7 separate regions of the Homo sapiens genome follow, and all the other regions are linked to region 1. The links are chromatin contacts, found by Hi-C or POLR2A ChIA-PET in ENCODE. All regions are on one chromosome and are shown on one strand. The core of a region is the stretch at or near the end of the contact, and the rest is flanking DNA. Distances in the headings are between cores, read along the strand shown.

Region 1 (3,914 bases), core at 847-3,346:
GTGTGAGAGTGTGTTAGGGAGGGAGAGATACATAGAAGACACTGTTTTCTAAGAACTCATGGTCTAGTAGAAAACAATGAAGAATAACAGAGGTAAAGATAAAGGGCTGTGAAAAGGGATCATTAATTCTGCCTCAGGAAGCCTGGGAAGACTTCACATAAATAGTAACATTTGTTTGTTTTTGAGACAGGGTCTCACTCTGCCTTTCTCACTGCAGCCTCCACCTTCCAGGTTCAAGTGATCCTCCCACTTCAGCCTCAGGAGTAGCTGGAACAACAGGAACCACCATGCCAGGTTAATTTTCTGACTTTTTGTAGAGGCAAGGTCTCACTCCGTTGCCCAGGCTGATGGCCAACTCCTTGAGGCAAGCAATCCTCCCGACTTGGCCTCTCAAAGTGCTGGATTACAGGCGTGAGCCACCACGCCTGCCAGAAGTTAAGTGAGTTCCAAGAAGAATATTGTGTGGATGCAGGAGCACATCCTGGATGTAGAGATCTTGGCCATAATATCAAGGACTATCAGTGATATGGACATCATACATCCTCATAAAGCATGTAAAGGTGTTAGCTTTAAAATCATTCCTAGGTTGTCTGGAACTTTTGACATAAATTCTAAGAATTCCAGAAGCTCCTAAGCTACATGTGAAATCAAAATGAACCTTTTGGAAAAGTCACTATTACCAAAAGGTGGGTATGTCTAATGATATCTTAAGATCAAAATAAATGACAATTACCGTCACTTGAGCCAGAAAAGATTAAACAGACTTCCCTTCAGTCAATCATCTTAGTTGTATCTAACCCGGAATATATGGTTTGAGCACCATATCCACTTTATCCTTTGCTAATATTCTGGCAGGTGGAGACAAATGTGGAGTCACTACCACTTTACGGTAAACATTCTTGGTATTACCTTTATGTGACTTGATTATTACGGGAGTTTGGTAAGATTATATTTTTAGGACGTTTTCAGAATTTGACCTGTATTCTTGAGTTTTAATTATTCTGTAATGTAAATTCTACTAACTTGATTAATAAAACTTACTTATAATCTTCCTTTGAGATTTTTGGATAGTGTCCAATTAATACAAATTCGTTTAACTGCAGTGGAAAATACCTAAACTTTTTTTTTTTTTTTTTTTTTGAGACGGAGTCTCGCTCTGTCGCCCAGGCTGGAGTGCAAGTGGCATGATCTCGACTCCCTGCAATCTCCACCTCCCGGGTTCAAGCGATTCTCCTGCCTCAGCCTCCTGAGTACCTGAGATTACAGGTACCGGCCACCACGCCCGGCTAATTTTTGTATTTTTAGTAGACACGGGGGTTTCACCATGTTGGTCAGGCTTGTCTCGAACTCCTGACCTCGTGATCCGCCCGCCTCGGCCTCCCAAAGTGCTGGGATTACAGGCGTGAGCCACCGCGCCCGGCCCAAATACTTAAACTCTTAAGATTTTTGCTGGAGTCTGCAAACTCGTCTTTGTTTCCCCCGTGCCCGAACACTTTAATTAAACAGGCAAATAATTATTTGTTGACTACAGAAGTACCTAGAAGCTTCATTTTCTTCTAAGGATACTGCTGGAAGCAGCAAATCCCAAAGCCCGAATAATCCAGTCTCCAGCCGAGGCAGCGGGAATTTTTAATAGGTGTATAAAATTACTTTTTATACACCTTAATGAAACGCCTAACGGTGTTACAAGAAAAGAAAAAAAAAAACCACGCACACACAACAAAAAAGCCAAACCCGAACACAAACTCATAAACCTCGTAAAGATGACTCACGACATTTATATATTCTATGTACAAAGGCTAAAGAACATTAAGCGAACCCTTGATTTAACACACTTTCCAATTATTAGTAACGTAAAGGAATCACGGTACGTTTTAGGATCTTTAAACAACAAAAGCAAAGCAAAAACAATGTTTTCCTTAAGATATGCAAGTTACCTGCTTCTTCGACCAAAAACAAAAAAATTCCAGGAGAAAAGCAGGCAAACAAAAATCTTACTTGGAAAGCCAAATCTTAAAAAGAAGCCCTATCGGCCCAGCGGCGATAGACGAAAACCTCAATGTCACCCGGTCCCGGGCGGCGACGGCAGGGAGAGTAGCTGCGGCAATCAGTGCGCGCGCGGTCCGCTGCGGCGCCTGGCGCTCCGCGGGCGTCCGGGTGGACAGCGCCAGGGGCACAGGGCTGACATCTCAGGGCTAATTCCCTCCTCCAGTGCGTAAATCCAGGCTTAAGCCGCCGCAGGGTGTGAGCCTCCCCTCCCCCACCCGAACGCCGCAGCTGCACGGGGCACGACAGCCTTCGCAGAGGTGCAGCCACACCCCGGCCTAACGCTGCTGCTCCCGCCGCTACTGGAGTGGTGGGGAGGGGTGAGTGGACTCCAGGAATCCTCGGAAGGGCGGGGGCGGAGGCAGGGGGCCCCTCTAGCCGCTACTTCGAAACAGCACTCCTTGTTCTCGATGGTCCCCGCGCGACTGTCTTAGCTCACGACACTTCCGGTTCCTTTTAAAGGCCCCCAAGGCTGTGCAACGCGGAGCGTGAGAGGAAGGTATAAAGGGTAGCGAGAGGGCGGGACCGAGGAGGAAAGGGAAAAAAAAAAAACTAGGGGGATAGGGGTGGGGGGACGCGCGAAGGGCGCGCTCTCGCGTCACGTGACCGGGACGCGCCGTTCTTCCGTCGGCCATTTTAGGTGGTCCGCGGCGGCGCCATTAAAGCGAGGAGGAGGCGAGAGCGGCCGCCGCTGGTGCTTATTCTTTTTTAGTGCAGCGGGAGAGAGCGGGAGTGTGCGCCGCGCGAGAGTGGGAGGCGAAGGGGGCAGGCCAGGGAGAGGCGCAGGAGCCTTTGCAGCCACGCGCGCGCCTTCCCTGTCTTGTGTGCTTCGCGAGGTAGAGCGGGCGCGCGGCAGCGGCGGGGATTACTTTGCTGCTAGTTTCGGTTCGCGGCAGCGGCGGGTGTAGTCTCGGCGGCAGCGGCGGAGACACTAGCACTATGTCGGAGGAGCAGTTCGGCGGGGACGGGGCGGCGGCAGCGGCAACGGCGGCGGTAGGCGGCTCGGCGGGCGAGCAGGAGGGAGCCATGGTGGCGGCGACACAGGGGGCAGCGGCGGCGGCGGGAAGCGGAGCCGGGACCGGGGGCGGAACCGCGTCTGGAGGCACCGAAGGGGGCAGCGCCGAGTCGGAGGGGGCGAAGATTGACGCCAGTAAGAACGAGGAGGATGAAGGGTGAGTAAGGGGCATCCCAGGATAGTCAGGCCCAACTAGTCCCCCTCCCCCTCTTTATTCCCCCGCCATTAGGCCTGGTTCCCGCTCTCAGCCCGTTCTCCGGGCCCCCATGCAGCCTCCTTGCACTGGTCTCCCTTTTTCTATGTTGGGTTCCCCGGACCTTCATTTCCTTCTTCCTTTGCCTGCTTATCGCCCCCCTCCCCCATCACACACGTTTCCACCTTTAGCCGTCACCATGCTGCTCCTCGGCCCGCCCTCCTTTCCTCCCTCGCCATGGGTCTCCTCCCACCGACTTAGCCGCCAGGATTTTTTCCCGCCTGTCGTGGGGTACCTTTTTTCTTTCCATGCTGTCCCCTCTTTTTCCCTTTTTCTACAGTCTTGGGCATAAAAACACAGACACAAACAGCTTCTCTGTTTGTATTACTAAGGTTTATTTGGTGCTTCTCCACCATCCTGAAACGATGCGATTGTTTATAAGCACATGTTTTGGGGAACGCGTAGGCTGTCCACCTCTGCCTCTCCCTTGTCGGCCTTAGGCCGACTGTTTTCTTGGGATTTTGAATAAGTTTCGCCTAAGGATTTACTCATTTTCTCCACCATACGCTATCGCACAATGGCATACTCATACAGGCCCTACATTTTGACATGCAGACCAAATTGGGTCTGGTGAAATGCTCCGAGTTTCTTGTTGGTACA
Region 2 (3,914 bases), core at 394-2,893, 9.3 Mb after region 1:
ATCTTAGGAATTGAAGAACAGCTTACAGCTTTTTTTTTTTCTTTTCTTGCTTTTTTTTTTTTTTTTTAAAGAGATGGGAATCTTGTTGCTACCCAGGCTGGAGTGCACTGGCTCGATCATTGCTCGCTGCAGCCTTGGACTCCGGGGGGCTCAAGCAATTCTCCCGCCTTAGCCTCCTGGTAGCTGAGACCACAGATGCAAGCCACCACATCTGGATGATTTTTGTATTTGTTGTAGAGATGAGGTCTTGCCATGTTGCCAAGGCTGATCTCTAACTTCTGCCCTTAAGGTATCCTCCCATCTTGGCCTCCCAAAGTGCTGGGATTACAGGCGTGATCCACTGTGTCTAGCAAAAATAACTTTAAAATTCTGTTCAGATTATGAACAGCTGAACAGTAGTCAGTAGCAACTGATGGCTTTTTTGTTAGCTTAATAAATGGATAAAGAAATAGATTGGTAGGTTTTTCTTTTAGAAAAAGTTTATATATAGTGTGTGTTGTGCTGTGTGTTTAAACACATTTAAAAATTCATGTATAGATTTATCAGTCAGTTTGGAAAGCAGATGAATTCCAGAATCCTGAGAAAGTTATCGTAGGGTACCCTTGGTTAGGTGCACAGTGAAGGGCAAACAATAGCTGGCGTTTGACATTACCCAACATTGTTGGAGGCTTCTTTTCCTAAGTAAGTAAATAAATAAATAAATAAAAATCAAGGTTTACTCCTCACAACATATTTTAGTCTGTAGTCTAGGGGTGACCCTTCGGTGAGGAAACTCCTCCACAACATTCCATTTTGTTGTTTCCAGGAACACAAAAGTTAAAACTATATAGTCCATGTAGATTCAACGTATTCCTTTAAACCAGAAGACAGCCAGTGCTGCTGTTCAGGCTCTTTAAAGCTTATATAGGATACAAGTAAACTCAAGGAATTCACCGTACTGCCAGTGATAGTTTCCCTTAAATAAAGAGATGATACTTTTACTATAAGATTTTTGCTGCTATTTATCATGGAAGACAAAACACCGAAGAAATTCAGTTTGCAGTTGGTGGTCCAAATACTAACTGGAACAGATGGGCCAATTAAATCTACAAGAGACTGAACTATCCCTCGTGCTTAACACTCAGAGTCAGCAAGAAACATGCGTCTCTCTACAAGCAGGTACTTTAGCAACGTGTGACTCTTGAGTATGATAATCTATCGTAATCGCTAACGGAAGCAATCAGGTGCACGTAAAGAGGTTGGGGATCAGCTTCTGGTCACAAAAAACCGAGCAAGGATAATTCCACTACAAATGACTATTAGCTTTAGTGAAAAAGAATGGTAAGTTACACGGTGTAGATGAACTTTACAAGGCGAGAGCTCCCTAAAGAACACCCAGCCTGGCGGAGGGCAGCAGGCTCCACCCATGTCTCTGCAGTTTTGGTCCGGCCTCGGACTAACTACACCCTAGCAGCGGGAAACTTTCGCGTGTGCGCAGTAGGCCTGTCCAGTGCCGCGTGGGAAAGGCGGGACTTTCCTATCTCTTGCGTCACATCCACTGCGACGCAAGACGTCACCGGCTTGACTGGGAAGGTCAATCGCGGCTGCAGGCAGGCGCGCATGCGCTTTATGCCCGCTGTTGCTGGCGCGTGCGCGTATCAGCCTTGGCTGGCCGGTGTATGTCCGCTGGATTGTGAGGCCCGGGATCTGGGCTCCGCCGTGGTGCAGAAATGCTGTGCCGGCTCGGCGGTCGGTGGCTGCGGCCGCTCCCTGCCCTGCAGCTTTGGGCTAGGGACCTGCCGCTTGCGCCGGTTCCTACGAGCGGCGCCAAGCGCCCCACTCTCCCAGTGTGGGCAGTGGCACCAGTCTCTGCAGTACATGCGAACGGCTGGTACGAGGCCCTGGCCGCGTCTTCGCCGGTGCGGGTTGCGGAGGAAGTACTGCTCGGCGTGCACGCCGCCACGGGCCTGCCCTGGTGGGGCAGCATTCTGCTCTCCACCGTGGCCTTACGGGGTGCTGTCACGCTGCCTTTGGCAGCCTACCAGCACTACATCCTGGCCAAGGTGAGGGGCGCCGAGCCGTGCGCGTACCCTGCGCTGCAACCCCTGCGGCGGAGGAAGGCCGACATTCACTCAGGGTTTTCGATCGCACGATGTTGCCTTCTGCAGTGCTTAGTGTTTAATCATCGTGACCATTTCATTGTGACCATTTTAGCGTTAAAAAAAATTGAACTAGCATTAGGTGTGTTAAATAAGATACTTTGTGACACGTGTACCTGTCATTTCTTTTGTCTTACTGGATTTGTGCTCCAAGCACAAGTGGTTACTATACTTGCTCTCGGGGAACGGAGACAAAGAAATCAGTCGCAGAAGAAATTGTGTTGGCGAAACCTACAAAATTTATGTCTTAAAAGTTTTAATAGCCAGTATGTCTGCAGTGTCTTTCGTCCCAAAGTATTCCAGCTGGTCTTTCTTATTAGGAAGAAACTACTAGACTAACAGTTTGCGAACTTGTTTCCTCTCCAGACCCGACTAAGACTGTGTCTGGTTGGTCGCAGTTACTTGACCTTTTAATGCTGAATCCTTTTTTCTGAGGAATCAGGCTAGCAGTACCTTCCTTGCCTACTTCACAGCGTTATCAGAGCAAGTCAGATAATACGGGTTAAAGTGCTTGATTATTCAAATGGGATATTTCAAAAATAGTGGCTTTCTTGTTTTCAGGTTGTGAGCATGGGGAAAAAAAACCGGAAACAAAACAGGAACGGAATCAGCAGCAACATTAAGGCAGTGAGCCATTTTACAGGAAGAATGAGCACAGGGCAGGAATAAATGCTATTTTTACTTTTGATTTGTGGCTATCACAGTGTATTAAAGGTTCTTAACAAACTGCTGTTTTCTCCGCTTACGTTACTAGGAAATGTAGAGATGGAACAGTAAAGCCCAGGGTGCAGTTCTTATCTAATATTTGTAACCCTGTGAAGTAGGTGCTGTTATATATTTTATATGTGAGGGAACATGATTTTAGAGGTTAAGTTACTTGCACAGGATCACATGGATAAGTATGCATTGTGAATTTGGTTGTGACTGAGGACATTTTAAGCAAATTAACATCTTGTGCTTAGAATTAAGATTTCTTGATATGATCAGTAAACTACATTTTTAAATGACTCGAGGGAATAATGTGAAAGATTATGAGTCATTATGAATAAAGATCCTTTATGTGCTCATAACAAAACCTATTTTTTAGCTAGGTGGAAAATTTGCAGCCAGAAATAAAAACTATTGCCAGGCATCTTAACCAAGAAGTTGCAGTTCGTGCAAATCAGTTGGGGTGGTCCAAAAGAGATGCCAGGTAAGCTAATTATATCCACGTAAGACCATACGCACACATACACACACACACACACACACACACACACACACACATACATAAATTGTGATGTTAATTATAAGTTTGAGTATTCTGTAGTTTTGGCAGTAAAGTATTTCTTTTTTTATATATATATATATATATATTTTTTTTTTTTTTTTTTTTTTTTGAGACGGAGTTTTGCTCTTGGTGCCCAGTCTGGAGTGCAATGGTGTGATCTCGGCTCATCACAACCTCTGCCTCCCAGGTTCAAGCGATTCTCCTCCCTCAGCCTCCCAGGTAGCTGGGATTAACAGGTAGGCACCACCATGCCTGGCTAATTTTGTATTTTTAGTAGAGATGGGGTTTCTCCATGTTGGTCAGGCTGGTCTGGAATCCTGACCTCAGGTGATCCACCCTCCTCGGCCTCCCAAAGTGCTGGGATTACAGGCGTGAGCCACCGTGCCCAGCCTACTCTTTTATATTTTCATAAGTTATTAATATGGCATGATAGTTTCATATGCTGGACTGAAAGCAAAGAAATAAATAGATAAAGATAAGAAGAGTATGTTCCTATTCTTTAGGGA
Region 3 (3,914 bases), core at 639-3,138, 6.4 Mb after region 1:
GCCTCAAATTCCTGGGCTCAAGTAATCCTCCTACCTCAGCCTACCAAGTAGCTGGGACTAAAGATACATGCCCCCATGCCCGGCTAATTTATTTTTATTTGTTTGTAGAGATGGGGTCTCACTGTTGCCCAGGCTGGTCTCCAATTCCTGGGCTCAAGCAGTCCTCCTGCCTGACTCTCCAAGTGCTGAGATTTGTGTCCAGCCACAAAGGGACATTTTCATAGGGCTTCCTCAGGACATGACAATGGGCTTCCTATAGTGAGCAATTCAAGAGAGCAAGGAGAAACCCACAGTGTCTTTTGTGACCTAGTCTTGGAAGTCAACCACCAGCAATTCTGATTCTATTCATTAAACCAAGTGACCTCAGATGATCAGCCAGCCAACGTGCTGGGATGACAGGCGTGAACCACCATGTCTGGCAAGAAATTTTGTAATTCCTTTAAGTGTTATCCTTAAAAACAAGTGATTGATTATAAAAGTTGTATTTCTTCATCCTAAAATTGGTAAAAAATAAAAAAAAAATGTGTTTAGTTTCTACTATGCATTTAGTTTTTTTTTTTTTTTTTTTTTTTTTTTTTTTTTTTTTTTTTTTTTTTGAGACAAAGTTTTGCTCTTGTCACTCAGGCTAGAGTGCATTGGCACAATCTCGGCTCACTGCAACCTCTGCCTCCCAGGTTCAAGAGGTTCTCCTGTTCAGCCTCCCAAGTAGCTGGGATTACACCACCACGCCCGGCTAATTTTTGTATTTTTAGTAGAGACAGGGTTTCACCATGTTGGCCAGGCTGGTCTCAAACTTCTGACCTCAGGTGATCCACCCGCCTCAGCCCCCCAAACTGCTGGGATTACAAGCCTAAGCCACCATGCCCGGCCCTTTCATTTAGTTTCTACTATTCATGTACACATGTACCCTGTTTTACCCACAGACAACTGTGCTAACCGTTAAGAATGTCCCAGCCTTACTAAGATTTTCCTAAGTTTGTCTCCCAGACATTGGGAACTCAAAGGTGAAGAAACTTAGGTGTGAAGGTGGATTGTGGATTCAGACCTCCTTACTTGGAGGCCAGTGCAGAGACACACCAGCAGAGTAACCTCGGGTACATGGCTTCACCTCTCCAAGCCTCACACTCCTCATCAGTAAAGCGAGGATTAGTGGAACCTACCTGTTGGCTTGTTTTGATGATTAAATGAGATAATGTCCGCGAAAAATATTTAGCAGATAAATGTTCACTAAATTTTGAGCTTTAAAAAAATGTTTTACCAGCCAGGCGCGGTGGCTCACGCCTGTAATCCCAGCACTTTGGGAGGCTGAGGCCGGTGGATCACCTTAGGTCAGGAATTCGAGACTAGTCTGGCCAACATGGTGAAACCCTGTCCCTACCAAAAATACAAAAATTAGCCAGGTATGGTGGTGGACGCCTGTAATCCCAGCTACTTGAGAGGCTGAGGCAGGAGAATCGCTTGAACCCAGGAGGCGGAGTTGGCAGTGAGCGGATATCTCGCCGCCGCACTCCAGCCTGGGCAATAGAGTGAGACTACATCTCAAACAAACAAACAAACAAGCAAACAAAGTTTAACTGAAAAGTCTTTCCTGACACCTTTTCGCTACTGAAAATCTTACAGCCCCTCCCGGCCGCAGCCTACACTCCTTCGGCCCAAGCAGGTGCGCTGGAACCGGCAGTTGGTGAGAAGCCGGCTGCCGGCAGCCCCAACCCTTAGCGGCCCCGCGGTCAGGGACCTCCAGGCCCGATGGAGAGTCGGGGCGGGCTAGTGGATGCGCGGCGGGGACGGGAGGTGTCGCCGCTCCGGCTTGCCGGTGACAGGGGCGGGCGGGTCGTGCGCGGGCCCCACCTCCAGCGATCGCAGCCCAGCCCCAGCTCCTCCTCCTCCACGGCTTACCCGGGCTCCGACAGCGGCTGCAGGTCTCCAAGTTGCGGCCGCTGGAGCCCGAGCCATGCGGACCGCGGACCGGGAGGCGCGCCCGGGGCTTCCGTCCCTGCTGCTGCTGCTGCTGGCCGGGGCCGGGCTGTCAGCCGCCTCGCCCCCAGCAGCGCCGCGCTTCAACGTGAGCCTGGACTCGGTCCCCGAGCTGCGCTGGCTGCCCGTGCTGCGGCACTACGACTTGGACTTGGTGCGCGCCGCGATGGCGCAAGTCATCGGGTGAGCTGGGGCCCTGGACGGGGTCTGCGGGGACACCGGCCCTGCGGGTCGGAGTCAAACGCGCGCTGCTCAGAGTGCTTTAAACGGGGACGCTTTACTCCCCGCCACCCTTGGAGAACTGGTTTTGGCTGCCGCCCTGAGCAGCGTCCGGGTTGGGGAGAATCCAGCGCGGCAGGTTCGGCTTTCAAGTTCGGTGTCACCCGTGGCACGCCAGTCCTTGAGCCATTCCGGGTCAGCGTGGCGCGCGAGTTGTCGCCCGGGCTGCATAGCTACCAAGGAGGGGCAACCCGCGCCTTCCTTGCGGGCCTCGCGGGCCTTCCAAGCTTGCCCCTTTGGGACCAGCCTCACTCGCCCTCCCCATTCGGAGTTTTCTTACCCGCCGCCTTCCCCCCGCCCCCTTCCCCCCACTCCCGGGAGGCTGCAGATTGAGTGACGCCGCGCCTGGGCGGTCCACTGACTGGGGAGCAGTGGCCCTGAGACCTCACGCCCTAAGGATGTAGCCCCGCTCGCAGTGCACACGCAGTCGCACGCCGCCGACCTCTGAGCGGGTCAGACGCCCTTGTGCTTTTTGTTTCTAGGGACAGAGTCCCCAAGTGGGTGCACGTGTTAATCGGAAAAGTGGTCCTGGAGCTGGAGCGCTTCCTGCCCCAGCCCTTCACCGGCGAGATCCGCGGCATGTGTGACTTCATGAACCTCAGCCTGGCGGACTGCCTTCTGGTCAACCTGGCCTACGAGTCCTCCGTGTGAGTGCCCCAAGCCCGCGCGGAGTAACGCGGGGCTTGCGGGGGCCCCCGACACAGACTAGCGGGAGGAGACATATTTTCCGTGTGATAAAAACAGGGCGGTGCCTGCTTGCCTAGAAACCTCCAGCGCTTCCTCTTTGCCTCTCTGGGTAAATCTGAGCTGCACATCGTAGGCTTCGAGAGGGAAAGCAGATTCTCCGATTCAACACTAAACTTTCCCTCTACGTGTAGCCCCGGGTTTTCTCTTCCCCAATCCAGGTAGCGTACTTTTAAAATTCTGCTCAAAGGCCGGGCGCGTTGGCTCACACCTGTAATCCCAGCACTTTGGGAGGCCAAGGTGGGCAGATCACGAGGTTAGGAGTTCGAGATCAGCCTGGCCAACATAGTGAAACCCCGTCTCTACGAAAAACACAAAAAATTAGCCAGGCGTGGTGGTGGGCGCCTGTAATCCCAGCTACTTAGGAGGTTGAGGCAGGAGAATCACTTGAACCCGGGAGGCGGAGGTTGCAGCGAGCCGCGATCGCGCCACTGCACACCAGCCCTGGCGACAGTGCGAGACTCTGTCTCAAAAAAAAAAAAAAAAAAATTCTGCTCAAAACGTACTTTTCCAGGAAGTTTTTGAAACTAAGCCTCCTCTCATCTGGACCCTTTAGTTAACTCAGTGGCCTTCCAGCTCTATACTGGCAGTGGCTCATCTCTGCCCTTATTTGTCGCCCTGCATTTATCCTTTCATGTGTGTCGTGGCTGAAGTGTCTGTGTCCACCAGGGCTGGGGCGACAGGGAACACTGCTCTAATAGGGCCAGCCAGTGTTTGGACCGGGAAGTGGGCATGATAAAATGTGCATCCAGGCTGGGCGCGGTGGCTCACGCCTGTAATCCCAGCACTTTGGGAGGCCGAGGCGGGTGAATCACCTGAGGTCAGGAGTTCAAGACCAGCCTGGCCAACATGGTGAAACCCCGTCTCTACTAATAATACAAAAAAATTACCAGGGCCTGGTGGCGGGCACCTGTGAA
Region 4 (3,914 bases), core at 433-2,932, 6.4 Mb after region 1:
TTTTCAACTTTTTGGTAGAGATGGGGTCTCACTATATTGCCCAGGCTAGTCTTGAACTACCCAGCTCAAGTGGTTCTCCCACCTTGGCTTCCCAAAGTTCTGGGATTACAGGCTTGAGCTACCACACTTAGCCAGATTTTGTTTTGAGAATACTTTTTTTGCCCTCACTAAAACAACCTAGCCAAAAAATTTTAATTTAAATCTATGCTTTTTAAAAAAGATTTATTGCTGACATTTATTTCTTAACTTCACAGGTAACTGATTTGATAATTAATAAATAAGTCATTCTCCAAAAGCAGCTGAATAACATGGTTTGTGAAGCATTCTTTATTTTGTGTGCAGGTGTGATTACAGAGTTGTTTTGTTTGGGGCTCATTTTATCATCGTCACAGATGAGGTTGGCGTTCTATAAAATTGCTTTGGTTAAGCAGAACCCTATTGTCTGGCTATTTTGCCAGACCAGCAACCAGCTACCAGCTGTTAGGCTATGTTTTTTCTCATGTAGTTACAATCAAGACTGTCTAGATTGAAATCTCATCTTCCTCACAGGCTATGAATTGAGGCAGTCAACTTCCCTGAGCTTGTTTCCTCTTCTGTAAAATGTAGATAACAATAGCACCTATTTTAGAGGGTTGTTCTGAGGATTAAATAAGTTAATACAAGTGCTTGGAATAGTGCCTGGCACAGGGTGGGTAATTAGGTTTTTTTTTCTCTCTCTCTAATTCACAACACCCTACCTCATTCATTCAACCCTTATTGATTTTTTACACCTTGAGATTGTAGAAATGTATTCTCCTCTTCGAATTACCAGGATCTGAATTAAAAACTCTGACTGAGGAGTGCTTACAAAGCTTATAACGATGGTTGAATTTTAACGATTAATTGCATTTATTAATGGTCAACATGATCACATTTTATCCAGCCCTCTTTTCCCTTGTATGGGTCACGCTAAGTTGAAACAACCAAAACCAAAATAAAAACATATCTAAAATCATACACATTAACTTATATGACCCTCGTTGCTCTTTTTTCCTCCTAAGAGGGAATAGTGTTATCTAGCGCCACGGTTCTTTTCAGTTTTGTTTTGTTTTGTTTTGTTTTTTATACGGAGTTTCGCTCTTGTTGCCCAGGCTGGAGTGAAATGGTGCAATCTCGGCTTACCGCAATCTCCGCCTCCTGTGTTCAAGCGATTCTCCTGCCTCAGCCTCCCTAGTAGCTGGGATTACAGGCATGCGCCACCACGCTCGACTAATTTTGTAATTTTAGTAGAGACGGGGTTTCTCCATGTGGATCAGGCCGGTCTCGAACTCCCGACCTCAGGCCCGCCTTGGCCTCCCAAAGTGCTGGGATTACAGGCGTCAGTTTCTAATTTTAGACTGCGGGATTAAAAATAAACGATTAATCCTCATTTATGTGCTTCATATGGGTGTCGGAATGACGATACATGCTAACACACGTGAAAAAATTTACATTTCAGATCCTTTCAGAAACGCAAGGCAATATTAAGTAGTAGCATATGCCCAAGGGCGAGGGGCGGGTCGGCGGTGGCTGGCTCTCCAATACACCACAGAGTATTTTGGCAACGAGAGTAATTTTGACACTCTGAGGCTTCCGTAGCATAGCTCGCTTTAGGAACCGCTAAGGTGTCGCCTGCCTAGAGTCCCATGCGCTATTTCCGGTCATACCCGGAAACACGAGTCCAAGCTGCAGCTGGCAGGGATTGCGGGGTGCCGGCCGTCTGAGTTTTTTTAAAACTGCTCGCCGCGAAGTCTGTCTGCAGCCAAAATGTCCAACAGAAACAACAACAAGCTTCCCAGCAACCTGCCGCAGTTACAGAATCTAATCAAGCGAGACCCGCCGGCCTACATCGAGGAGGTGGGAGTGCGGCGCGGCAGACGCTAGAGGCCGGATAGTGGATGGTTGAGACGCCGGTGCGGGAAAGCATGGAGTGGGGCTGGGATCCAGGCTCGCCGCCTATTCTTCTGTTAGGTTCAGGGGTCCCTCCAGAGGAGAGAAGGGGTTGGGGACGGGACATGCCTTAGGGTTCGTTCCCCACCTCTTGAAAATCTGTTGCCCCTTTGGATTTTCTACCTGCCCTGCTGCCGCTGAAACACCTTTAAAACCTCATTTTGTTTTAAGATATTTTTCTTCGTCCGCACGGAAGTGGAGAGAGAAATGGGCCGCACCCAACCACCAACTTCCACGCGGATTTCTCAGCCTCTTTTCAGAAATCCCAAACTTGAATTAGTCGGTAACCTTTGATGAATCGTATGTTAGAATGCTTTCGATTGACGTCCGTTTCTGAGAGCAGGCTGTGTACCCTGGACTGTGCCAGGAAAGGGGGGGGGGGGGTTTCTCAAGCACAACGGACAGACTCGGGAGCTTAGTATATTTAGTTAAGCCAGGATTCAAACTTACCGGAGACTGGCATGACTCGGATGTCAGAATTTGCTTCGGGAAAAGATTAGGTTGAAAAATTAGGCCCTCATTGTGATGGGCTTTGTGTACTGACCTCATGTAAGTTGTGAACATTAGGGGTGTTTGAACCAAGTACCGACAAAACGAAAGTGGTTTTTGATATATTAATCTGACAGGTGCTTCCTTCAGACACTCATTTATCAGACGGGCATTAAACAGGTATCTCTGCTAGGCATTTGCTGCAATTACATGTTTGTGCTTCTACCAGATTGTGATTTGTTCAGTGGCTAACACAATTACTTATTTTTTCATTGCCCTTCTCACTTCCCTCCTCCCCTAAATTTTCACATATATGTATTTTATGAGTGCTTTTTAACACATGGCAATCTCAGTGGCTTAGGTCACCAGTAGAGAAAGCCTCTCCAAGGATCAAGGTAGTGGAAATAAAGAGTAGGAAACAAGTACAAGAAGTTAAGTAACATAGGCAAGGCTTTGAGATGCTTAAAGCATTGTATAGCCATTCGCAAAGAAAGTGGTAAGTTGAGAGTCTATATAATTCCGTTAGATAACTCCTGCTGCTGACTGTTGTTAACCAGTTGTGTAACCGAAGCAGGTTAATCGCTGAGCCTATGTGGGTATTTTAATATGTAAGAAGGGGGTAATAACTACTTCTTTAATTCACTTAAGTATATATGCAAAATCACATATAACTACTGTGTGTTGTTATTCTAGGTAGGCGTTGGGGTACAGTAATGAATAAGACAGATAAGAAAGCATTCTTCTCTTGGACTTACATTCAAGTGAGTGTAGACTTATTATGGTAGAGATTATGAAGAAAATAAAACTGGATGGGAATAGGTTAGAATTGGAGGCTTCTGATTTAGACCCCGTAAACAGGGAAGGTGGCTCTGCAATGATGATATTGAGCCAGGCAGGTAAACATCATTTTAGGTACAAGGAATAGAAAGTGCAGAAGCTACTGGTGGAAAAAAAGCAGAGAAGAAGCCAGTGTAGCTAAAGTGTAGTCAGCATAGAAGAGGGCAGTGGAAGATGATGTAGGAAATGCAGGCAGGGGTCAGCTTATTCAGAGCCTCTTAGGCCCTGTTAACGAGTTTAGATTTCACTCTGAGTGCCTCGGGGAGTGATTGAAGAGTTTTAAGCAGGAGAGTGACATGATCTGACATATTTTTTTTAAGAATTTACTCTGGAAGTTACATGTGGAATGGCTTGTAGAGGAGCAACACTGGAAGCAGGGTAACTAATATAATGGATCTCAGAATAACCAAGCAAGGGATTGTGGTGTCATTGGAATTATGGGCAAAGATTCGTGCTGTTCTACGTGGAGGTAGAGCTAGTAGAGCCTTGGGATTTCTGGTGGAGTGGATGTGGGGGATAAGGAAAAAAGAAGGAATGAAGGATCACCCAGGTTTTTTATTTATATGTCTAGGTAGATGATAGTGCCATTTCCTGAAGTTCGTTCATTTGACAAATACTGT
Region 5 (3,914 bases), core at 580-3,079, 6.2 Mb after region 1:
CGTTAGGCTATGTGCTAAATCAGGGGTGTCCAATCTTTTGGCTTCCTTGGGCCACACTGGAAGAAGAAGAATTGTCTTGGGCCACACATAAAATACACTAACAATAGCTGATGAGCTTTAAAAAAAATCGCAAAAAACCTCACAATGTTTCAATAAAGTTTACGAATTTGTGTTGGGCTGCATTCAAAGCCATCCTAAGCCATGAGCCACATGTGGCCTGTGGGCCGCAGCTGGACAAACTGCTGGTAAATCAAAGCTCCTTAACATGCTAAGGAAGGTCTTTCAAGATCTGGTTTCCACCTATCTGTCATTCATTCATTATTTATTTCCCCCTGTTATATGCCAGGCACTTGTGATGGGCATGGAACAAGAGGGACATGGTTCTTGCACTTATGGAATATATACTATTGTAAGGAAAAATTAGATTGATAAATTATCTGTGACAAACAGTGAAAGAAGGCAGGGCAGTGGGTATGAGAGCATACTCAGTTTGTAGGAGTCAGACACGGGTCCACCATTCACCAACTTGCCCAAGCCAGAAAGCAGGAGGTTGTCCTTGAATCCTTACTTCCCACGTCCAAATACTACGAGTCTCATATATGCTATTTCTTAAGTATCTCTCAAATTTATTCTCCTAATTCCACTGCCAGATGTAATCCAAGTCATTATCATCTCCTACCTGTGCAACTACAACAGACTCCTAAAAGCTCTATCTTCCTCAGGCATTCTGGCTCCTTCCAATCCATTCTCCTTATGGCAGCCAGAGGGATCTTCTAAAAACAAAATTCTAGTCATACTAGTCCTCTGCCTAAAACCCCTTAAAGGTTTCCCATTACCCTCAAGAAATAGTCTGAAATCCTTACCATAATTTACAAGGCAATATAATATAATGGTAATTTTTACAAATTGGGACTCTGGAGTGGAGAAACATGAGTCCAAAACCAGACTCCAGAACCTACCTGCAAGGTGACTTTGGGCAAGCTGCTTAACAACTCCAAACCTCAATTCTCTCATCTCACCTGCAAAATACAGTTACAGAATCTTCTCTATTTATTTATTCTGAGGATTAAATTATATTACAAGTACAACAGAGGGGGCCCACTCTTCCCCTCTTTTTCAGTGCTCCCCTTAGAGCTGTGGTTAGGAGTATTTACTCTGTAAACAGCCTGACCCTTTGGTACCTGTTTCCTCTTTTATAAATTGGAGATAGCAGCAACCCACCTCATAAGATAGCTGATTAAATTATGTAAAATGTCTAGAAGAGTGCCTGGCACATAGTAAACGCAACGTGTTTGCTACAATTCCATTCGCTTTCATTTCTTCCAACGTGCATCCTCTTTACTGCTTCTGCTCCGTCTACTCATCCTTCAGCACTGGGTTCAAATACCACCTCCTCGTGGGTGTTGGGGGGGTTCTCAACCCCAGCCCTGCTGCCCGACCTCCCAGGCCCGCTAGTTGATGAGGCAGCAACTTCAACCCTACCACATACAAATTCTAGCTGTCTACCGCGTATCCCTACAGTAACAACTTCAGCCTCTGCACACCTTTCCCAAAGAACCTCCCTACGGCAGTTTTTAAAGGACTCTCAGGCGGCACACCCTCGCGAGCGTCCCAGCATTTTACCTTAACAGTGACACCCCACAGCATGTGAAGCCCACCGGAAGTGAGCTGGCTGGGGGCGTTCCCTCACAACCACCCACCTCCTACGCCCTTGGCGCCTTCCGGCCTCTTAGGCTAGGTCAGAAAGGAGGCGGAACTCGGTGATCTGACTGGCGGTTTCCCGGCCGGACTGAGAAGGGGAGCGCGCTGCGCGTCGCAGGAGTAACCTACTTGGTCTCCTGCTTTCGCGACATGGCCTTCAATTTTGGGGCTCCCTCGGGCACCTCCGGTACCGCTGCAGCCACCGCGGCCCCCGCGGGTGAGTGATCCCCCTAGACCTTCACCCGGGAAGAAGGGGAAGGGTCTGGTCCGCCCCCTCTGTCCGAGACTCTCCGACCTGGGGATCCTGGAATCTCCCGCCGACGCGGAGACTTTAGAGGCATTGGAAAAGGGCGGGCGGCGGCAGAGTGGGCCGAGGCGGCACCCGAGGAGGCCACGGGGGTACTCGGGGTCCCACTAGAAGCTCGCTTGCCGCGCGTGAGTTTCCACAGGGCCCTGGCTTGAGCGGTTCGCTTCCCGCTGCCGGGGAGTCCTACTCAGAGAAATTGGAGGTTGCTTCCCTCTCCCCTTGCCCGAGAACCTCCCTCCCCTCTGCACCTCAGCCTCCTGGATGGGCGGGAACGCTTGCGTGGTTCCCGCTGCCGGACTCGGCGAGGATAGGGCTGGGGATCCACCGGCACTGCCCATTGACTCCCTTAGTTCCACCCCCGGCCCCCTGTGGTCCTCGCTGTGGGGTTTATCCGTCATGCTTCTTCCATCTGCCCCACCCCACCCCCACTCTGCTTTCTTAAACTGTTTGGAGCAAAACCAGGTTTGTTCACTTCTGTGAAACCTCCTGCTGATTCTTCTAATCCTTATCTTGCTTTCTTTTCTTTTTCCCTCTCCCCCTTTTTAAAATTTTGTTTCTTTGCCTACACGCCTATCAGGATTTGGTGGGCTTGAGACTGCCAACTCCACCGCCAGTGGGTTTAATTTTGGGGGTTTCGGATTAACTGCTAATCCTGCAGTGAACTTTAATATTGGGAATTTCGGTGTTTCTACTACCTCGGCGACTCCGTTCAATTTTGGTAACAGTCTGGCAAGTGCAGGTAGATACTGCGGGTTGTATGTGTAACCAGTGTTGGGAGCTGGAGTCCAAGAATATTGTGGTTCCTGGAGTTTGGGAAAGAACAGTTACTTGTCTAATAGGGAAAGGAAATTTATTTCCTTATCTCGAATCAAAAACATCTGTATCAAGTTTTTACTGCCTTAAAAGATGTGGTTTAGGAAAGTTTTGCAAGTTACAGTGTTCCTTTATTAAATGTGCACTTATCTTCCAAATGATAAGCATTTGGATTATAATTTTGAATAGATCTTTAAAATTATTAGGTAGGACTTCCAAAGTATAAACTCACCACCAGTCAAGCCCATCCTGGGATTCTTGGACTCCTGCAGTCATTTTTCATTTTTTCTGCATCTTTCATTGAGATTTCATTTTATTGTCCTTGTGTTTCCAAAGAGAAACAAGTCTTATACGAACAGCAGTAACCTGTTTTGTTTTTTAACTTGTGTTATAATGATAATAATGTATTTCTTTGGTCAACTCAGCAGATTAGGATACTATAAGATGTGTAATTTCTATAAGATTTGTAATTATAGAAAGAATCCCCAGTTCTTTGCTGGAATTTTGGGAAATGCTCAAAGAGAGCAGTTTAGTTTTATGTGATATAGCATCGAATTCTAAAAGGTAAGCTAGACGTCTTTGCATTCAAAAAGATAATTATGAAGATTTTCATATGCACGTGGGTTGTTTGCAGCTCATTAGAAATTTTGCAAAACAATAATGATATATACATTTAAAATAGGTTTATGGGTACTTTACATAGTGACACTGTAGAAAAAAACTTGTTCTTCAGCTGCTCGTATATGAATTTATCGTCCATAGTCTCTTACGTTATGCCTCTTGTGCCCATGCCAATTATATGCATTTGATAAACATTATTTACTCCCTAAAAGTTAATTGGGAAGTTTGTTATTTTGTTCATTCACTGGTTACTGCAATGTGATTATCACCCTAGCATCTGAGTTGAAAACAGTTCGAAGAATATTTGAAAACTTCAAAGACAAGATGATGCATTTTAATTAAGATGTATTCGAAGTAATCACATATCACTGTCCTTTGATGTGTTTACTTTTCCTTGTTTGCTTAAAATTGGCACTGGGTAAAACAGAAATCTTACTTTGAAATTTGTGTTTCTGAATAAAGCCACCCAGCT
Region 6 (3,914 bases), core at 456-2,955, 6.1 Mb before region 1:
GAAAACATTTTTCATTGGCATTAGTGCACATTTGGCCCTTTCTGAAGTTAAGAGATTAAACTGTCCACTAGTAAAAATGTACTCTTATTTAATTTGTTCACAAAAATTAAACTAGGATAGTTTTGGGACCTTGTTTCATCTTCAGTGCTAATGAAATAGAATCTATTCGTGTAAAAATCTCAAAGCACAAACCATATTACAAATGCTAGGGGAACCAAAACAGTTTGGTAATAAGAAATGGTCCAGCAGACTAACGGTTTCTTTTAAAGAGTCTCAGCATTTCAAATCAGTTGAAAAAAAGGAAGTATTAAGAAATGGTATTGGGACATAGGCTAAGCCTTTGGAAAAGCAAATAAATCTAGCTCCCCTCCTACCTCAGTACTGAAAATTCCAAGCGTACGAAAAATTTTAACTTAAAAAAAAAAACCTTAAAATTACTACAAAAATGAGTACATTTTTTAAAACACTGGGAGTGTGGATAGCTTTCCAGCCTAACATAAAACCCATAAGCCTTAACAGACAAAAAAATTGACAGACTACCCCCCAAAAAATGCACTAAAAACAACATGCACAAAAGGCAAAGTGAGAAAAATATTACATGTACGACGTGCAAAAGGCTATTCTTATTCAATATTCAAATACCTCTTCCATACAAATAAGAAAAAGATTTAACAACTCAAATTTCTAAAAGCCAGGCAAAGATAAACAGGCAATTTACCGAAAAAGGAACGCAAACGTCCAGTAGTTAAACGCAAAATAAACTCGCAGCAAGATACCAATTTCTTCACTCCACAGATGGGCAAAATTTTAAAGAACGCGGGCAACTATTTCCCCCACTTCGATGAGAATGTGGGAGAAGTGCAACTGAAGGCCAAGGTAAAATCCCATCACTGAGAACGACTCCCAAAGTTGGAGCAGTGACTACTTTCTCAAAACGAGACAGTGGGAGATGCGGCGGGCGGGGGACGGGGGTACAAACTTGAACAGAAACCTATGAGAAAGCCAGACTGGCTAAAAGGATGAAGACGGTGCCCGCATGCCCCGCACCGGCCACTTTGCTGAGCGGAGGATCCGCTGGTCGCCAGTATCCCGCTCACCCCGCGCCTGACACTGACCGGGATAAAAGACAGCTCAGGTGCGCCGTCGGCGAAACTATCCGAGCCAGGCGCGCGTCTGCGGCCTTCTGGGCTCTCCTCCCTCAGGCGCGGACCCCCGGCTGCCCGCCCCTCACAGCCCTCAGCCCTCACCCCTCACAGCCCTCACAGCCCTCACACACCAGCCCCACTCACTCGGCGTCCGGGCGCCGCCGCTCCCGGCGAGCAGCTGGTGAACCTGGACGCCCGCCCCGCCGCGTTCCAAGACCGCGAGGCGCCCCGGCGAGCAGCAGAGTTGGCGCGTCACCTCCACCCTCCGGAGCAGCGCGCGGTGGAGGCCCGCGGCGCTGGGAAAGAGCCAGAGCTGTGCGCCCGGAGACTTCGCGGGCTGGGTCGCGGCGGCCTTGCCCGCGGTCGAGCGCCCGTTGCGCCGCGACTTCCTCCGCGACCTCCGCTCCATCGCCGCTTTGCGGGGTCCCAGGCCCAGAGGCGAGAGGAGAGAACGCCTGGTCCCGGGACTGAGCGCGCCCACTGCCTCAGGCGTTGCGCTGCAGAGCGGGAACCAGCTGCGCGCAGCTGCGTGGCGTCGGGGAACCGCAGCCTCAGCTACTGAGCCCCTGCCGGGACGCCACGCCCCCCACGTGCTGTTTGGGGGCGGGGCCTGCAGCTCCAGTGGAAAACGAAACATAATGTTTGTTGTTGTTTTTAGGGGGCGGAATCGAAAAGGAAAAGGAAACTGTAATGAGAGTGACTTGGCAGGCGGCCAAAGGCAACAGGTCGTTGGCTGGGGTAAAGGCCGATGGGCTGGACTGAGAAAGTGTCCCCGGGCGGGCAGCGGCCACCTTAACTCCTGGACGGAATGGCTTTCGAGGAAACGCTGCAGTTCCACTAGGAGGCACCCTGACACACGCATTTCCAGAGGGAGGGATAACGGAAGCCAAAGTTTGTTAAGCGTTGTGCGCCGCGGCCGGGCGCGGTGATTCACGCCTGTAATCCCAGCACTTTGGGGGGCCGAGGCGGGCGGATCACGACGTCAGGAGATCGAGACCATTCTGGCTAACACGGTGAAACCCCGTCTCTACTAAAAATACAAAAACAAAATTAGCTGGGCGTGGTGGCGGGCGCCTGTAGTCCCAGCTACTCGGGAGGCTGAGGTGGGAGAATGGCGGGAACCCGGGAGGCGGAGTTTGCAGTGAGCCGAGATTGCGCCACTGCACTCCAGCCTGGGCGACAGAGCGAGACTATGTATCAAAAAAAAAAATGCGTTGTGCGCCGGGCTGAAACCGGCATAAAACTGGGCAGAGCTATGCAGGCAGCTACCCTCCCCCCCACCCCTACCCCCACCCCCACCCCCCTCGTGCCCGCTCCGCTACGTATTCCCGTATTCCCGGGTGCCTGGCAACAGTGATGTGCTTTAGGCCTTTTTTAGAATGCATACAAACGGAACCATATCTAAGTGATGTCTGGCTTTTTTAACTTAGCACAATGCTTTGAGATTCATACTATTGTGTTTAATTAGTAATTCATTTGTGTTATTGTTGAATGGTAGTCTATCATATGGGTAAGCCACAGTTTATTTATCCATTCACCAATTGATGGGCCTGTCGGTTGTAGGGAACAGGAGAAAACTTCCCCTTTGCCCTCTGAAGGGTCACCGAAAATCAACTGACAAGGCTGGGCCTGGGCTCCTGCCTGTAACCCCAGCCCTTTTTTAGCCCAAGGCAGGAGGATCTCTTCTTTGTGAAGTGTGTATTCAAATCTTTTGACCATTTATTTATTAGCTAGCTTGACTTTTTATCTAAGAGTTCTTTATATATTATTGAGTTCTTTATATGTTTCATACCATGTTCTTTATTAGCTATACGTTTTGAAATGTTTTCTACCTGTCTGTGGCTTGCCTCTTCATTTTAAGTGTCTTTTGAAGCACTGAAGTTTTCAATTTTGATGTAATTTATCCATTTTTTTCTTTTACATAGTTCATACCTTTTTTGTCCTACTTAAGACATTTTTGCTAAATTCAAGATTATAAGATTTCCTCATTTGTTACCTTCTGGAAGTTTTATAATTGTTGGTCTTCATTATATTTAAAATGAATTATTCTTTATAGTATCGATAGATGCTGGAGGCAGATAAGGGAGGGTCCCTGGAGAATCTCTGACCTGCCTCACAAGCTTTTGTGCAGCTGAGGAAGCCTGCCCAGGGTCTTGTCTGGGCATGCCCACAAGGGACTTGGGGGCCCACTGCACCAGGAGAGTGGGGTGCAGCCAGAGGGAATTCAGCCTTATGCAGCAGGGATGAGCAAGAAGTCTTCAGCTTGTGTGTGTTGGCCTGTTATTCAGTCTGTGAGCTGGGAGCCTGTTGGCAGGACCCTCCTTGTTTTTTTGCTAAGAGCTTTTAATAAATGCCACTCTTCACCTTGCAATGTATTCACATGCCTAATTGTTCCTGGTCATGAGACAAGAACCTGGATTTTAGCTGAGCTAAGGAGCAAAAATTCCTGCATCAGTATGAGGTAAGAATAAAGGTTCTTTTTTTTCCTTATGGATTTCCAGTCGTTCCAGCTTGCCTATCCCCATGGAATTGCCTTGGCATCCCTGTCAAAACTCAGCTGGCCGTATATTATAACCTCAGAGCCAGCCCAAACTGGCCCTACTCTGTTGATAACAAAATGGCCAGTTACCCTGTAGGTATAACAGAGCCAAAACTGCAAGTTATGTAGACTGGGCATGTGCCATGGAAAAAGCTTTGACCTCTAACAATGAAACGGGAAAGGTTCCCTTGTCCCCTTCGTAGGGCATGCGGCAGTGGGAGTGGGTCGCT
Region 7 (3,914 bases), core at 656-3,155, 5.9 Mb before region 1:
GGGGTTCCCAGGTATTAATAATGTTTTGTTCCTTGATCTGGGTGCTGGATACAAAGGTGTCTGCAGACTGTGAAAATTCATTGAGCTGTCTACACTTAGGATATGTGCACTTTTTAAGACACATGTTTCAATAAAATTATTATTTTTTTAAATTCCACGCCAGGTACAGTGGCTCATGCCTGTAATCCCAGCACTTTGGGAGGCTGAGGTGGGTGGATTGCTTGAGTTCAGGAGTTCAAGACCAGCCTGGGCAACATGGGGAAGCCCCATCTCTACAAAAAATATAAACATTAGCTGTGTATGGTTGAGCGTGCCTGTAGTCACAGCTACTTGGGAGGCTGAAGTGGGAGGATCACTTGAGCCTGGGAAGCAGAGGTTTCAGTGAGCTCAGATAGCGCCACTGCACTCCAGCCTGGGCAGGAGTAAAACCCTGTCTCAAAAAAAAAAAAAAAAAAAAAAAAAAAAGAAAGAAAGACAAAAGAAAAAAAAATCCAGGAAGTCTATGAAAAGACATCAACTCAACATAATATTACTCAAGGTTATTACTATAATTTGTGAGCCGTCAATATGAGAGTCACTCTCTAACCTGGTTATTAAATGCACTGGATTCAAAACAGTTGTCCCTGGCCTAGAATAACTAAAATGCCAAATCAAGTTAATTATTTATCTTTAAAATCTCTAATCTCTCTGCTCTTCTCTCCCTTCAGTGATATTGTCATAGTTTAATCAAAGTCATCTTCCACCTTAAATTTCATCTGTCATCATCTCCTAATCAGTTTCCCAATAGCTTATTTTAACTGTTCTTTGCACACTAACCAAAGTGATGTAAAGTCTAAACCCAGACCCTTTCACTTCTTTTTTTCGAATGCCTCAATAGAAGCCCATTAAATTTAAAATGTAATGCCAACTCCAAGCCCCTGTCTGCCTCATCTCTCTCACATCATGCTGTTCTTTCCCTCCCTCAATATGCTGGAGACACTTTGGCTTTCTTTCTGTTCTTCCAAAACGCCGGGCTGTCTCACCGAGAGACCTTTGTCTGCTGTCCCCTCTGCCCAAAACAATTCATCATTTTATTGGTTCCATGGCTGAATGACTGATGGTTTAAATGCCATCTTATAAAGTTCTCATATAACAATCTTATCTGAAGTTATCCTCCAGTGTCCACACCATGCCTATTTCTTTCCTTGACATGATTAATTACTATTCTATGTGCTTGCTTACTTGTTGGTTTTCTCCCTCTTCTTTGTTAGACTGAAAATTCTATGAGGGCAGCTATCGTGTCTAGCTGTGTTAGGGGCGTATCCCCAGTGCCTAGCAAATGTATAGCATACAAGACGTCCTTCAATAAACACAGAAATACTTGTTTAATGAATTAATAGACATTCCCTAAAGATCACAAGATACCTGTTCAGCCACGAAGAAGACTGCACTGTGCACTGCTGTTCAAAGACATGGCAGTGAAATCAGATGCCTTTCAAACTCTAAGCCTAAGCAGTATTGGCATTCCGTTCTCGGTTTCCTGGCTGTCACAACTACAGTCCCTTAGCCCGAAGCGAAACCCCCTCCGCGCTCCGCCCGCTGGCTAGGTACCAAGTCTCGCGGCCCCACCCACCGCGCAAGCGCGCCCCCTCTTTGGCTGGGGAGCTAACCTCGGGAGGGCGGGGCGCCGCCGCGAGCCACCACTGGCACAGGGTGACGTCGCTCCGCCGCGCAGCTGGAAGCCTGCGAAGTCAAATAGCAGCCGCGGGGAGGCTCGTTCCCATCGGCATCTGTGACTGGCTGCGATCGAGGGCCCGGGCGGCCGGCCAGCCGTCTCGCCGAGTGCGGACTGGCCGGATCTGCTGTCAGTCAGCGGGAACAGACTTCTCCCTCTCCATCTGGTCAACTGCGGGAGAAAAATTTTCGAGAATTTCCAGCAGGCAAGGCAGTGGCCGCTTTGACTGCTTGCTTCGGAGATCCGAGACGACGGAGAAGGCACTCTTATTTACCGACCAAGAAAGCTCCTCCCCCGTCCTCCGTTAGCTAATTAAAACATTTTTCAGGGACGTAGCCATCCAGAGGTAAGAGCCTAGAGAGTGCAATTCATTTATTTCTGCTAACCATGTATGCTGTTCTTTATTGGCGGTCGCGGAATGGAGAGTAAACGGAGAAGGGTTTCCCGGGAGGTCGAAGGGGAGACGTCGGTTTCCGTTCCCCCGCCCCCCGAGTCGGCGCTTGGCCGGCGGCCTCTCGGAGTTCTCAGAGCGTCGCTTTCTTCCCTTTGGAGGTCGTGAGCAGCTCGTCGGGGTGAGGCGGGGCCCAGCTGGGCTGCCTGCGCCCCGGGCGGCGGGTTTCCAGCCCAGACTGCGCTCGGCCTTGAATGTGGCCGCAGGCTGGAGGGCCAGCGCGGCGCGAGGCGGGCAGGGTGGGTGGGCTGGGACTGGAGACCCTTGCCCGAGGCCCCGGAAGCGAGGATGCTGCGGGGTGGGTGCCGCGTTGCCTCCCGGGCGAGGGAAACGTGGCGACAACGGGCTCGGTACGCCCAGAGGGAGGTTGGGAGGCGGAGACCTGGCGGCAGAAGGTGCCGAGGGAGCCCAGCTATTTGCGAGGCTTCGCAGGCAGGCGGGCGTGTGTTCTTCCCACCGTGTGTCACCCTGACCACCCGCCTGTCAGGGCCAGCGAGCCGAGGCCAGGATCCTGAGCTGTACCCAGGTGAGCTTTTCAGGAGGTCCGGCATCGTGAAGGATGCACAGCCCCGGCTGGTTTTGATCCGAAGACTTGGGTTTTACTTTGCGCAGGGAGCGCTGTAGTACTCAAGGCGTTGTAGCTGGTGATGTCTTTTTCAGCAGCCGCTTTCTGTAGATGAGGGAATTCACCGGATGTGACAAAGAGGCTCCAGGTGGAAATAGCCAGGGAATTTGCAGTCTCAAAAGCTCCACGGGCTTTTCTGAGCCTCCCACTGCTAACGTGCAGCAAGGCCTCATCGGTTCTTTCCGTCAGGGCGGAGGAATGAGGCTGTCCTTCGGTTTCAGAATGAGCGACTAAAGTGACAGATTACAATGACGATGAAAAAGAGCAATGAGACCGGTAGCAATGGCTCACGCCTGTGATCACAGCACTTTGGAAGGCCAAAGCGGGCTTGAGCCCAGGAGTTCGAGACCAGCCTGGGCAACACATCGAAACCTCGGCTCTACAAAACATACAAAAATTACCCGGGCGTGGTGGCATGTGCCTGTGGTCCCAGCCCCGGAGGCTGAGGTGGGAGGATCTCTTGATCCTGAGTGGTCGAGGCTGCAGTGAGCCGAGATCGCACCACTGCACTCCAGCCTGGGCGACAGAGCAAGACCCTGTCTCAGAAAGAAAAAGAAAAACAGCCATGGTTTGTGGTGTTCTGGTTAGGCAGCTGTGGCAGGAAGAAGAGCAGCACGTGCGTGTGTGTGTGTCTGATAAAATACCTTAGTTACAATATTTGAGTAGTGAGTTCTCGCTAATAATTTTTTCTTGCAACCTTAGTCATTACTACTGATCACCCAGGCAAATTCCTTGACTGCAATCCTTAGAGACGAGGAAAGAAGAGAGGAGAGTGGCTGGTGACATAATAGACTGTGAAGGAAAGTTCTTAAAGGCATTATAAAGTTACAGGTTTGGGATATAGTCTGTGGCTTGTATGCATATTTACTAACGTGTCTTAAAAGATATCTATGGGAATAGAATACTGAGTACTTTTCACTGCTCACATTTCACACTTTTCTCCAGTCACACATCTGAACATAGACATATTCACATTAAACCTAAGGGGAGTCCTTTGGAGTTTTTATTGTTGTTTTCTTTTTTCCCCTCAGGTAAAGCAGTAAATTTTCTTTCCCTTCCTCCTAGCAGGGTATTGAGAAAGAAGGTATTGGGGTCCCAATTAGCTGAAATACATTCTGGAAATT

Evidence for each region. A loop is a pair of places that touch in the nucleus more often than their neighbours do. ChIA-PET counts read pairs that join two places held with the same protein, here RNA polymerase II (POLR2A). Pooled maps may share reads with other maps.
Region 2: a loop to region 1 is called in a pooled map, with 6 times the contacts of the local background. The contact joins the promoter of COX18 here to the promoter of HNRNPD-DT in region 1. A Hi-C loop is called at or near these places in 2 of 50 pooled maps.
Region 3: a loop to region 1 is called in a pooled map, with 7 times the contacts of the local background. The contact joins the promoter of NAAA here to the promoter of HNRNPD-DT in region 1. A Hi-C loop is called at or near these places in 5 of 50 pooled maps.
Region 4: a loop to region 1 is called in a pooled map, with 6 times the contacts of the local background. The contact joins the promoter of SDAD1 here to the promoter of HNRNPD-DT in region 1. A Hi-C loop is called at or near these places in 6 of 50 pooled maps.
Region 5: a loop to region 1 is called in a map of naive thymus-derived CD4-positive, alpha-beta T cell, with 10 times the contacts of the local background. The contact joins the promoter of NUP54 here to the promoter of HNRNPD-DT in region 1. A Hi-C loop is called at or near these places in 1 of 168 maps with a recorded cell type or tissue (naive thymus-derived CD4-positive, alpha-beta T cell) and 14 of 50 pooled maps. POLR2A ChIA-PET finds 5 or more read pairs at or near these places in 1 of 52 experiments (naive thymus-derived CD4-positive, alpha-beta T cell).
Region 6: a pooled map shows a loop between it and region 1 (21-fold over the local background). The contact joins the promoter of HERC5 here to the promoter of HNRNPD-DT in region 1. A Hi-C loop is called at or near these places in 2 of 37 single-sample maps with no recorded cell type and 8 of 50 pooled maps.
Region 7: a map of naive thymus-derived CD4-positive, alpha-beta T cell shows a loop between it and region 1 (6-fold over the local background). The contact joins the promoter of PPM1K here to the promoter of HNRNPD-DT in region 1. A Hi-C loop is called at or near these places in 1 of 168 maps with a recorded cell type or tissue (naive thymus-derived CD4-positive, alpha-beta T cell), 3 of 37 single-sample maps with no recorded cell type and 16 of 50 pooled maps.

What each region holds. Positions count from the first base shown.
Region 1 is chr4:82,372,750-82,376,663 of GRCh38, reverse strand. It overlaps HNRNPD-DT (HNRNPD divergent transcript), which reads right to left and starts at 2,096. Exons shown (of 2, transcript NR_183813.1): 1 at 1,999-2,096. HNRNPD (heterogeneous nuclear ribonucleoprotein D) reads left to right here and starts at 2,673. Exons shown (of 9, transcript NM_031370.3): 1 at 2,673-3,218. The coding sequence starts at 2,986. RefSeq lists an enhancer at 2,545-2,714 and a silencer at 3,075-3,174.
Region 2 is chr4:73,067,445-73,071,358 of GRCh38, reverse strand. It overlaps COX18 (cytochrome c oxidase assembly factor COX18), which reads left to right and starts at 1,643. Exons shown (of 6, transcript NM_001297732.2): 1 at 1,643-2,042; 2 at 3,230-3,330. The coding sequence starts at 1,710. LOC112268467 (a long non-coding RNA gene) reads right to left here and starts at 1,413. Exons shown (of 2, transcript XR_002959797.2): 1 at 1,330-1,413. RefSeq lists enhancers at 1,292-1,808, 1,355-1,874, 1,809-2,324.
Region 3 is chr4:75,938,987-75,942,900 of GRCh38, reverse strand. NAAA (N-acylethanolamine acid amidase) reads left to right here and starts at 1,888. Exons shown (of 11, transcript NM_014435.4): 1 at 1,888-2,157; 2 at 2,736-2,900. The coding sequence starts at 1,952. RefSeq lists silencers at 1,666-2,135, 2,536-2,605.
Region 4 is chr4:75,988,713-75,992,626 of GRCh38, reverse strand. It overlaps SDAD1 (SDA1 domain containing 1), which reads left to right and starts at 1,682. Exons shown (of 22, transcript NM_018115.4): 1 at 1,682-1,875. The coding sequence starts at 1,786. The region is part of intron 1 of SDAD1-AS1 (SDAD1 antisense RNA 1); the gene reads right to left.
Region 5 is chr4:76,146,312-76,150,225 of GRCh38, reverse strand. NUP54 (nucleoporin 54) reads left to right here and starts at 1,829. Exons shown (of 12, transcript NM_017426.4): 1 at 1,829-1,918. The coding sequence starts at 1,852. LOC124900718 (a long non-coding RNA gene) reads right to left here and starts at 1,677. Exons shown (of 2, transcript XR_007058144.1): 1 at 1,624-1,677; 2 at 1-1,019. RefSeq lists an enhancer at 1,720-1,879.
Region 6 is chr4:88,454,910-88,458,823 of GRCh38, reverse strand. It overlaps HERC5 (HECT and RLD domain containing E3 ubiquitin protein ligase 5), which reads right to left and starts at 1,705. Exons shown (of 23, transcript NM_016323.4): 1 at 1,290-1,705. The coding sequence starts at 1,554. The region is part of intron 1 of LOC102723458 (a long non-coding RNA gene); the gene reads left to right. RefSeq lists an enhancer at 1,646-2,075.
Region 7 is chr4:88,282,552-88,286,465 of GRCh38, reverse strand. PPM1K (protein phosphatase, Mg2+/Mn2+ dependent 1K) reads left to right here and starts at 1,905. Exons shown (of 7, transcript NM_152542.5): 1 at 1,905-2,060. PPM1K-DT (PPM1K divergent transcript) reads right to left here and starts at 1,536. Exons shown (of 5, transcript NR_134238.1): 1 at 1,405-1,536. RefSeq lists a silencer at 1,543-1,762 and enhancers at 1,497-2,020, 1,933-2,022, 2,063-2,122.